2 separate regions of the Homo sapiens genome follow, and region 1 is linked to region 2. A link is an interaction called in ENCODE POLR2A ChIA-PET data of the cell type or tissue named here. Cell type or tissue: HepG2. All regions are shown on one strand. Links, peaks and the distances in the headings refer to the core of each region. The heading gives the core; the rest is flanking DNA.

Evidence for each region. ChIA-PET counts read pairs that join two places held together with the same protein. Peaks named below come from ENCODE experiments on the same cell type or tissue, not always from the same donor. Only the 100,000 strongest peaks of a DNase experiment are listed, where the experiment ranks them.
Region 1: POLR2A ChIA-PET joins it to region 2 with 5 read pairs; 3 of 35 experiments call an interaction of 5 or more read pairs at or near these places.

What each region holds. Positions count from the first base shown.
Region 1 is chr6:25,908,900-25,912,899 of GRCh38, forward strand. It overlaps SLC17A2 (solute carrier family 17 member 2), which reads right to left. Exons shown (of 12, transcript NM_001286123.3): 12 at 3,855-4,000. Among named protein-coding and RNA genes, the nearest start is that of SLC17A2, 20 kb to the right of the region's middle. In HepG2, for the core only: no CTCF peak of the experiment used is centred there; a DNase peak (open chromatin) is centred at 1,592.
Region 2 is chr6:25,656,541-25,664,141 of GRCh38, forward strand. SCGN (secretagogin, EF-hand calcium binding protein) reads left to right here. Exons shown (of 11, transcript NM_006998.4): 3 at 5,012-5,104. Among named protein-coding and RNA genes, the nearest start is that of SCGN, 8.1 kb to the left of the region's middle. RefSeq lists an enhancer at 3,664-4,863. In HepG2, for the core only: no CTCF peak of the experiment used is centred there; a DNase peak (open chromatin) is centred at 4,171; H3K4me3 peaks cover 1,344 bases.

The DNA of each region.
Region 1 (4,000 bases), core at 1-4,000, 250 kb after region 2:
GCCACTTTTTTACTATATAGGTTATTAACTTGAGAAATAAAGCATTAAAAGAACAATGAATTTGGGAGCACAACACAGCAAAATGTAATCTGCCCACAAAATTGGACTTAGAGGAGCAATTTTCCTCTAAGCTTTAACCTGTTTCATAATTAAATGAAAAATAAATAAACTATCCAAAACAAAATTTATATGAAGTAAAGCAAAGGGAAATAGGACATAAGCTTGATAAAAGATAAAGCTAATCAAATATAAAATAAAAAGACAAGCAGGGCTGGGCGCAGTGGCTCATGCCTGTAATCCCAGCACTTTGGGAGGCCAAGGTGGGTAGATCATCTAAGGTCAGGAGTTTGAGACCAGCTTGGCCAACATAGCAAAACCCCATCTCTATTAAAAATACAGAAATTAGCCAGACATGGTGGTGCATGACTGTAATCCCAGCTACTCGGGAGTCTGAGGCAGGAGAATCACTTGAACCCGGGAGGCGGAGGTTGCAGTGAGCCGAGATCGCGCCACTGCACTCCAGCCTGGGTGACAGAGTGAGACTCCGTCTCAAAAATAAATAAGTAAATAAATAAAAGACAAGCTATTCTTAAAATTAGTAAATGACTAAGTAGTCTAATGAAGGAGAAAGAAAGCACACATGCAATTGGGTCAGAAGTACAAAGAAGCTAAAACCTCAGATATAGATAAAATGAATATATTATTAAAAAGATAGCCTGATAAAACAGTTGAATTTTTGCAAATATACTTTAAATAGTGTGTAAAATAGATGATCCTCCAAGATAACATAAATGGTCAAAATTGATCAAAGAAAAATATAAAACCCCTTAAAAGACCAGTAACTGAAGGAAATTGAGAAAGTTATCAAAGTCTCCTCAAAATGGCTTTCAGCCTGCATGATTTTTACAAACCAATGCTTTCAAGCTTTCAAATAACAACAGCAATTATAAAAATTCCATTCTAGTCAATCTTTTTCAGAGTAATGGGGAAAAAGGAAAGTTCTCCTTTCTTGTTTTTGAAATCAGCATAAGCTCCATATCCAGACACAAAAAAGATACACAAAACACATGTATGCATACAGAGCCAATCTCATATATCAGTACATCAGCCAAAGTCCTAAATAAACTATTAGTGAATCAAATTCTGTCGTACATCAAAAGAATATTCAAGGGAAAGCTCAACATTAAGAAATACATTAATATAATTCATAATATTTAACAGTCAAGGAGAAAAAGTAAGTCATCTCATCATTAGGTAGATGACAATAAACTATTTGAGAAAAGTGAATTAATTTTCATGACTATTGTTAGAAACAATCCTTTAGGGATGGGGAGGGGAGATGAATTAGAAATGTTTCCTATCAGTTCACAATTGCATCTATTCTGAAGCCATTAGGAATGTGAATGGTAACTCTTCCTCAAACCATCACATAAGGAAAGATACCCTGAAAGTCTGACACACCGAAGTCATCTGTCAGGAATCAATCAGAGAAGCTGCTGGGAAAACCTCAGAGAAGCTGCTGGGAAAACCTAGGCATTCTGAGTCATCATTGTTCTTATCACCCGTGGCAACTGATGCAATTGGAAGCAACTGATGCTTTCAGGGTCATGGTTTCTTCAAAGCCTGAGCTCATTAATTTTGCTGTTTGAGAACTTGCAGTTTGATCCAAAAGCTGACAGCATCGATTGACCCATTGCCTTCCTTCCTGCTCTGATACTGGAAGTTCCAACAAAAGAGGAGGAGGAACAGGACCAAGAAGAACATGAAAGCAGAGGACCAGGGGCCGGGCGCGGTGGCTCACACCTGTAATCCCAGCACTTTGGGAGGCTCAGGTGGGCGGATCACGAGGTCAGGAGATCGAGACCATCCTGGCTAACATGGTGAAACCCCGTCTCTACTAAAAAATACAAAAAATTAGCCGGGCATGGTGGCAGGTGCCTGTAGTCCCAGCTACTGGGGAGGCTGAGGCAGGAGAATGGCATGAACCCGGGAGGCAAAGCTTTCAGTGAGCTAAGATCGAGCCACTGCACTCCAGCCCGGGCGACAGAGTAAGACTCTGTCTAAAAAAAAAAAAAAAAAAAAAAAAAGCAAAGGACCGAAGGACCAAGACCCCTTCCCAACTGCTCCATTGGTCAAAACGAAGTCAGAGCAGAAGCTCTCAAAAGGATGATACTTTGAATTTGCTTTCTGTTTTATTTTCTACATTCATAAACGTGCACAAATCATAAATGTACAATATTCACAAAGTAAACACACATCCAAGTCAAGAAATAAAATATTTCTAGTACCCCAGGAGCACTTCTTAAGTACCATCCATCCAGCCACAACCCCCATCCCTGCACAAGGGAAATCGCTCACTGATTTTTAACAGGACAGATTGGTTGTAGCTGTTTTTAAAAAGTATTTTATAAACCTTTAAAAGAATGTGCGTTTTGTCTTCCTTTAATCAATATTGTGCTTATGAGACCCATTCATCTATTATATATTGGGGTCTGTTAATTCTCATTGCTATACAAATAGACCGTGGTTTATTTACTCATTCTTTTTTTAACAGACAACTTCCTGTTCAGGCTATTACAGATAGTGCTCCTATGAACATTGTTGTACATGTTTTATGGATGTATATGTGCATTTCTAAGTAAAATGTTTGAGTCACTGGAATTGTACATTTAGCTTTAGGAGATATTGCCGAGCAGCTTTCCAAAGTTCACATTCGTAACGTATGAAAGTTCCAGTTGCTCCACATGTCTGGCAACATTTTGTTTTCCATCTCCTTTCATTTTATCCATTAGTTAATTTTATAGTGGTATTTCATTGTAGTTTTGATTTTCATTTCTGTAATGACTAATGAAGTTGAACATCTTTTTATATGTTAAGGAGCCACTTACATTTTCTCTTTTATGAAGTCCCTGTTCAAGTCATTGGCCCATTTTTTAGTTGGGTTGTCTGTCCCCCACCCTTTTTTGTTTTTTTTTTCTCTTTTTTCTGTACATAATTTGACTACCTATTATACTATGTCTTTCTTTTTTCTTCTACTTCTTCTTTTAGTTTTCTGCAAACCCCCTTTCCTCTTTGTGTTGTCAATATCATGAAGGCAAAATCAATGTTCTCATCTTAGTACCACCCTCAGGGCCTGACACTCTGTTTTTCTGAAAAACTTGCTCAAAAATACCCATTGATTTGCATTAGGAGATTCTCTTCATCTGCTGAATTAACCCAAGGTTCTTGTCCAAGCAGTTTTTTAATAGGATTTAAAATATGGTGGGAACTTCTTCTCTAGACATGTTGTGGCAAAACCAGAATCAGTTCTGTGTGAGGAGACAAACTAAAGGATATGTCTTAAGTGTTAGGAGCCAAATTAATTCCTGTTAGAGTTGACGCTGCCTATCTGAGTATCTTGGGAAAGTAAGAAAAATATGAAGAAGGTTAAATTATCTTTTTCTACGCTCAAAAGGAACTTCTCTTGTATGTGATACACTTCTATGCCTTGTATGTGATACATTTCTATGCCTTTTCTCATCTTGTTATGTCTTCAATATTTTTCTCCCCCATATAAATTGTCATTTCACTTGAAAGTGTCTCTGTCATCTCTCTCCAATTTTCATTATATGGTCTAAACTATATTGCTATCCCTTCTGGAAGTGTCTACATTGCCTTCCTTCACATTCATTCTTCTCACAATACAAGCCTTCCAGTTCTATCTTCTCTGTCCTTGATTTCTAAGTTAACCTCATTTATTTAATCTTGTATTGGTCATTTTCTCATCATTAATCTCTTGCAATTGGGCTAGGATAAATAAATATCTGTTTAATCTGATGGAAATATCTGGATCTAAATAATTTGAAAATGGTCTATTTTATTTTAGCATGTAAATTTTAATAGAATTTAATCACATAAATAAACGTCTATGTTTTACAATGTATAAAAAATAATAAAAACTTTAATTCTGGGGATTATAGCTTTACAGTTCCGATCGGTGCTGAGATCTGTAACATATGGC
Region 2 (7,601 bases), core at 2,217-6,216:
AGCCAGTTCATGGATAAACATCAGATTCTATGTGTACATACCCCTCACATACAGACTGTACCACATCCTGGGCCTCTTTCAATACTTCAGGGATTATAGTACCCTGCTGTAGCCTAGCGTCTCAGATAAGGACTGATGGGAAATTACAACAGAGGAAGCCCCAGTTTCTTTTGCTTTAGGTCAAAGGGATAGTCATGAGCTTTGGGGTTAGGGGTCTGAGAAGACAGAAGCCAAGATTCTGTGTCCTCAAACTAAAGGTAATGTAGAATCTGGCCACTGTTACTTTGACTTCACATTTATTTACTTTAAAATCTAATTTTTCACCAACATGACCTATGTTAGTTAACTTCCTTTGGGAATTCCCAGCCCATCATAAAGAATCATTTATTCATCCAATGGATCCTGTGTTCCAGAGATAAAGAAATGAATGTTATACTTGTGGAGTTCTTAATCTAAAAGATCAAGCTGAATTTCAAAGTGAAGTTCGACCCTGTTGAGTGATTTCCATTGTGCTTTTCCTGTATGGTACATGAACCCTCAAATGTAAGCACACACAAAATCTTTAGTGCTGAAACTAGACAGGTTAATCCCACCACGATTAGTGGGGTATCACATGAGGTAACCTGGTTGACAGAAGAACCTGGAGTCTCAAAGAACCTGTTCACCTTCCACAGAGAATAAAAAAAATGTACCTATTGTCTCTGAAGACCCACTCCAAAGAAGACTCATGGTCGGTGGGGAAAGGACAACTATGTGTGGAGGCAGAAATCCAATGCTCATTCCCTGTCTCTCCATCTAGAGCTGTGTGATAGCAACATGCCATTTAAACCTCCTGGGTCTCAATTTTCCTATCCATAAAATAATAATTATTAGAATAATGTTTTGGCCTGCCTGTTTCACAGTGAAGACCCATAAGATAACACAAGTGAAAGGTGCTTTTAGTTGCAAAAGCACCCAACATATATGTTCTTATGCTGACGCAATATCTTCTTGGGTCCTTAGTTTTCCCAGTGTTTATTCTATGCCCCACTTTGCCTCAGATCCACCAAGGGGTTATCCCACACAGGATCATTGAAGCTTACTCTCTTAAACACTGAAATGCTTTTAAGATTTTATATATATATATAATATATATATTACGTGTATATATATATGTGTATGTGTGTGTGTGCATATATATATGATTTCCAGTTTATGAGAGCAAGTTTTCCAAGCTAGGGTAGCCTTTGGAGGATGCCTTAAGTCATACTCACCACCACTCTTTGGTCCTTCATGAGTAAAGGAGGCTACTCAAAGGAAGACAGAAGACAGACTGTCACCTCAGGGACCTGTTAGACTTGCTCTGTCTTAGACAAATGATACAGGCATTATCTCTCATTTCTTCACTTGATGCTTTGGTTCCAAATCACTAATGTATTTTTTCACATTTTTAGTCTGGTGTGTGTTCATTTAGAAAGGTATCCTTTTTTTTTTTTTTTTTTTTTTTTTTTTTTTTTTTTTTTTTTTTTTTTTTTTTTGAGAGGGAGTGTCGCTTTGTTGCCCAGGCTGGAGTGCAGTGGTGCGATCTTGGCTCATTGCAACCTCCGCCTCACGGGTTCAAGCTATTCTCCTGCCTCAGCCTCCCGAGTAGCTGGGACTACAGGCACGTGCCACCACGGATGGCTAATTTTTTGTATTTTTAATGGAGACGGGGTTTCACCATGTTAGCCAGCATGGTCTCAATCTCCTGCCCTCGTGATCCACCCACCTGAGCCTCCCAAAGTGCTGGGATTACAGGCATGAGACACCATGCCCATCTGGTATTCATTTTTTTTTTTAACTAGACCCTTCACTGTTCCCCATTTATAATCACCATATGAGTATGTTTGGTTGATGTTGACAGAGTCAGACTGTCTAAGTCCTCTTATTTTAATCATTTTGGGTTTCTAAATACAGGACCAAAGCCAGAGGTATAGCAGATGACCTTGATATGGCTAGGATGCACAGATCCATTTGACTGATACATCATCTCAATCACAAATGCTACTGGTTTGGGTTTATAATTTTAAAGAATAGCTATACATATAGATGCTATTTTTTAGTTCTTGTTCATATAACTTTAATTTTTTCACAAAGAGACTCACCTTCACTGCAATTTATTTCAAATAAAGTTTATTCCTCATTATTTATTATCCATTTGGGAACTATACAAACCATTAATTCATTAACCTCTTTCTGTTGCATGCATTTCATCTATTTATCATCATTTGCAGCAAAAAAGCAACAAGTGAAAAAAAAGGAAGTACAATTCTATCTTTATACTTGCTGACAAAAGTTTGTGTATGATTGAACAGGGAAGAGGCAAACTACTGACTGACATGAAACTTGGCAGTTCCCTATATATCCAGTATCCACACCAATCCTGGAAGTTTAGAGAATCAGATATTAGAGGATCCAATAGCTTAAATCCTGTCAGCTCACAGCATCTTTTCTACCTCACTATTATAACCCGACATCAAACATTTGCTATGCACCCACCTCCTGCAATGAGTTGGTACGATGGATGACAATTATCAGGGGCTGAGGTCTAGCATAATGCCCAGGAACTTCCCTAGCATTAAAATTGTTTTTGCTGACCAAAGTGTTCCCTGGTTTTCTAAGAATATGCTTTCAAACCTTCAGGGTCTTATAATATCTAAAGCTTGTGGTTATCTAACTAGTTGCCAGAACCCATCCTGAAAAATCCCCAAAGCAAGTCATCAAGCTGTCCTTGCATTTTGTTTGAACCATCTAATTTATTAACGACTTAATGTTGGAATGCAATGACTCCATTAGGTGTTCTCTGCCTCATCTCAACCAACAACAAGGTGCGGTGGAAAGTGCACTAGACCAGATATCAAATATGCTGGTTTCAAGATTGTTCTGCCAGTATTCAGCTGCATCACCCTTCTGGCCTGTTTTCTCCATCAGTAAAATGAAAGGGTAGTGTCTCAGATTCTTAGAAAGGGTGCCAAACATCCTCTGATTTTTTTTCTTCTTTATTCTTTTGCTTCTAAATCACAAAGACTAATCTGAAGGAATCATACGTTTTGATTTATAGTTGCAGCAATGGATAAAATTATCATGAATTTGAGTATTAGTCTTCATATGTTAAGATCTGGAAGGTAGAGAGTTTGTACTACTTTTCTACTAGATTTTCTACTCACTGGAAAACATTTGCCATATGCTGTCTTCCCTGGGTTTTATGCCTGAGAGCAACATGTTGTGCCAGGCTAAAGTGTTTTAGGACGTTTTGTTCTAGGAAGGACTAAAACAGAGCATGGGTTGTTCTGGCAAGTTCTTTGCCATATGCAAGAGGTCAACTGAAAAGATGACAGCCTGATGGGAAGAGGTGAGGACTGACAGCCCCTCCGAGTCAAGACTACAAAAAAAACAGAAACATTTTCTCAGCCAGTGATGGGAAAATGATAAAGGAGAATTTCCATGTAAGAAGCTGGAGCACAAAAGAAAAAAACAAGGTCCCCAAAGAGGAAGAAGCTAGCAGGCCAGCAAGGAAGCCAGGGGCTAAAGGTTATAGTACATTTTTTTCTGCCTCCCAGGGCCGTTGTGAAGATCCAGGGAGATAATATTTGTTAAAGAGCATGGCTTAGTGCCCATCCTCTGGCTGGCAGTCCAAAAATGTTTATTCACCTGCTCTTCTTTCCTATTCTTAGCAACTGGATGTGGCAGCTGTTAATTCCCCACCACAATTCTCTTTCCACCGTCTCCTCTTTTCTTTGTAACCCATTAGGGAGAGGTCTCAGTGGAAAGGAAGGCTGGACAAAGATGCCTTCCACCAGCCTGTGATGGAGGGCAAAGACCAGGTCTCTTTTGCTGACTATAATATCACCAGGGGCCAGAATTGTGTTTGGCACATGGTAGGTGCTTGACAGAAAGCAGTCTTTTCTGGGTTTTATACCTGAAAGCAACATGTTGTGGTGGGCTAAAGTGTTTTAGGACATCTTGCACCTGGGTTGTTCTGGCAAGTTCTTCCTTATCTCAGGATGTTGCATTACCAGCACATGCTGGGGTTATTCTTGAGAAATACAAGTGAGAAAGGCAGAAGAACTGAGTTAGCCCAAGGCCACCCAGAGAACTGTCCTGTACACATGTGCATGGATGATGCATCCAGAGAGTGTGCTGAAGGCTGAGTCACCTCCACCCCCAACACCAACAGGGAGGATAATGAGTCAACAGGATTACCTCTTCTCAGCCCTTCTAACTTACAGCTGGAGGGCTTGGGACAAGAGACAGCATGATAGTATTAGGGAGAATGAGTTTAGCATAAATTTCAGCAAGTCTAGAATCTTACAATTGGGCACTGTTTGGGATTATCTATGCTTCTCAACCCTTGCATCAGAATTCATTCTTTATTGTTGGTTACATATGTCACTTTTACTGTAGTAACCATAAAATCCACCAAAGAAGACAATTAAGGTTCTACATAGAAGGGAGTTGTAACATCTTTGGTTAACTCGGCAATTACCTTATTACTTTGGTCTCCTCTTTAATTATTTCTCCCTTCTCATTATGTTTTTTTCCTCAGAGAATACAAAAGAAGATTAAAAATGAGTTACAGACACCTGGGGGCCCAGAAGAACTGGACTTTTCAGTTAAAAAATGTAAAATCTCTGAGTTATTGGGAAGAAAATCTGTAATTACAATACAGTCTTTTGTCACAACCAAATACAACACTGTTCAAATTTGTTCTTTCAGCACCCTAGTCTCTAAGCTTCTTTTCATCAATATTTTAGTAACTCATTAACTGTAAATTGTACCTAGTCAAGATTCTGATTAGTGCTTGGTTGCTCAAGAAATCTCCAGCATTGCTCTCTCTTCTACAAAAGGGTAAAATCACTTTAAATGGTCAAGGAACCTGCTTTCCATGTTTGAAAAACATAATTTTCACGCTGTATATTTTGAATATTTGCCATCCTAACTATATCTTTGAGATTCCAGTGGCTTTAATGTGGCTCTGTTTGGTCAATTGCAGGACACGGTCATGAAAGCAAATTTGCACAAGGTGAAACAGCAGTTTATGACTACCCAAGATGCCTCTAAAGATGGTCGCATTCGGATGAAAGAGGTAACTTTACTGACAGTATTTTTCATGGCTCTACTCTTCTTGACTGTTTTTTTCTTTACTTTATCGTCTTGGGCTGTAATATTCTTTGAAAGACAATGGAAACTTTACATTTGATCAGGAAATTAGAGATTTCTGAAAGGCAGTTGGCCTAGATAGCATTTTAAAAGTAATCACCTCTCCTTTTTCATCTACTTAGTAACAAAGAGTGTGCAATTCTTTTATCATTTTATTTAGGTCAATCAATATTTGTACCTGTTTTATAATTTGGGAATTGAAATGATAGAGGCCTTTCAATTACTTGATCTACTATTTGTCTCTTTATACAGTGTCCTGTTCAAATTGAACATTGATATAAGGAAAAACTTACTGATAATAAATAAGGTTAAACTTCAGCATCAGCTCCCAGTGCAGGTGGGAAAGATCTATCCCTAAGATTATTAAAAGCACGACAGACAATAGGTGTCTTTACTTCAACTCAACCCACTTTTATGGAGCACATACTAAAGCATGTAACTATACTACATGTGTAGGGCTGTGGGGATGGTCTACAACTTACCTGATCATTTCTCCTTCCAGTTACAAAAATGTTTACAGTTTAGAAAGGACTTCCACATATATTTTGTTATTGTATTCCCATAGTAGTTAAGATGATGATAGGCATGAAACATTATCCCTATTTTGCTGATAAGGACTTGAGTTACTTTCCTAGAATAACATGACCAAATAAGTGGTAATGGTTTTAATGGAACCCTGCTTATAGATATGAATCTATACAGGTTCATACTATGTAGCTATAAATCTGTATGTGAAAATGAGTCAATCTGAAACTAAGATATTTTTTCATAGTCAAAATTGCCTGTTAGACATATTACCTAACACTGGGAGAGCTAGTCTCTTGATGCTGTGACACTGCCATATTTGAGCAGTCAATATTATTGAAGAAAATAATAGGATAATTTCTTCAGGAAGTTATGTTAATAGGGCAGGATAATGTCCCTTTATAAAAAGTGGGCGTGTTCACCAGGAGACTGCCTTTTCAGAAAACTAATAAACTAAACTCTAGATTTATGAGTGTAGCTGTTTCCAAACTTTTAATCAAAGGCAAAATTGTATATGTAACCAAAAATTCTCATTATACTGGATGTAAAAGTATCAATGTATGTATCAACAGAACAGTAAATGCAAACAGCAAGTTAGGTGCACTAAACAAAATATTCATAACTACATGTTCACTGTTGTAATTTTCCAGAACCTGGAACAGAGCATAGCACATAGTAGTGCTCAGTATTTCTTGACCTAATTAACGAATGAGAAAAACATAGCAAATAACTGAAAACTATGTCATTATCTTACTAACAACAGATAGACATTCCCAAGTAATTGGCCAACCATTTTGTCTTGTAATCCTGCACGTGAGTGTCATTGAGGTTGTTGTTTGTACAAAAACTGATGGTGCAAGACTGCATCGTTCCCAAGGCGCCTTAAAACGCAATGAGTCTGTGAGTCTAAGGAGCAGCAAGGCCTTTTGTTTCCCCTACATTCCCTTGCTGTACCATTGACCATTTCACTTACTCCAATTACAGGTAGTCGTGACATAAAAATCAGCCCACTTTGACTCATGTTGGATTTTCTAGCAAAAAACAAGATGGGAAAAAGGCCACCCTTAGTCTCAAAGGGCAGTTCCCAGTTCCAGTTGACCCTGTGTAGGTTGATGGGAAAAGCATGAAGTCAATATGGTGGAATATGAAACCTTAGGCAAGTTACTTAATTTCTCTGAGCTCAATTTTATCATCTTTACCAACATGGCAGTTATCATTTGTTGACTAATTGATATGTATGAGGTATGTTCCTAAACAATTTATAAATACTGGCTCATCTTACTTTTAGTCTTCCCATCAGGACCAGGATATCAATATTATTATCTCCATTTTCCAAATGAGGAAACTGAGGCACAGATATATTAACTAAATTACCTAAGATCAAATACTTAGTAAGTAATGGAGAAGAAATTTAATTTCACTCTAAAGCCTATAACACATTGAACTGCACTGCCTCCCATTGATAAAAAGGGGATATTTATACTCATCCTGAAAAACTGGTGTGAGGACTTAATGAGATGATAAATCAAAAGCACCTTGCTGGTACCTGCCATGTAGCAGGCACTCAACATCTGATAGTTATTGTTAACATGGTGTGTCCTTGAGCTGACCCATATCCAATTAGAAAATATGAATGAGAATGTGAGCTAATTACACCTAAATCCCTTCTGGAGCATTTGCTGTGGACTCACTCTGTGGTATTGTACAAGACACTGAGCAAACTACTCAGTTATAGAAGAAATGACAATTGTTTATGGGAACAGCTCAGAAAGAAGACAACATACACTACAATACTCTAGGTTTGGCAATGAACACAGCCAAACCTGAAAAAAAGTATTATAACTACATAGGGGAATAAGGTATTATTATAACTTTGTTCAAGGGAGTGCATGAAGTAA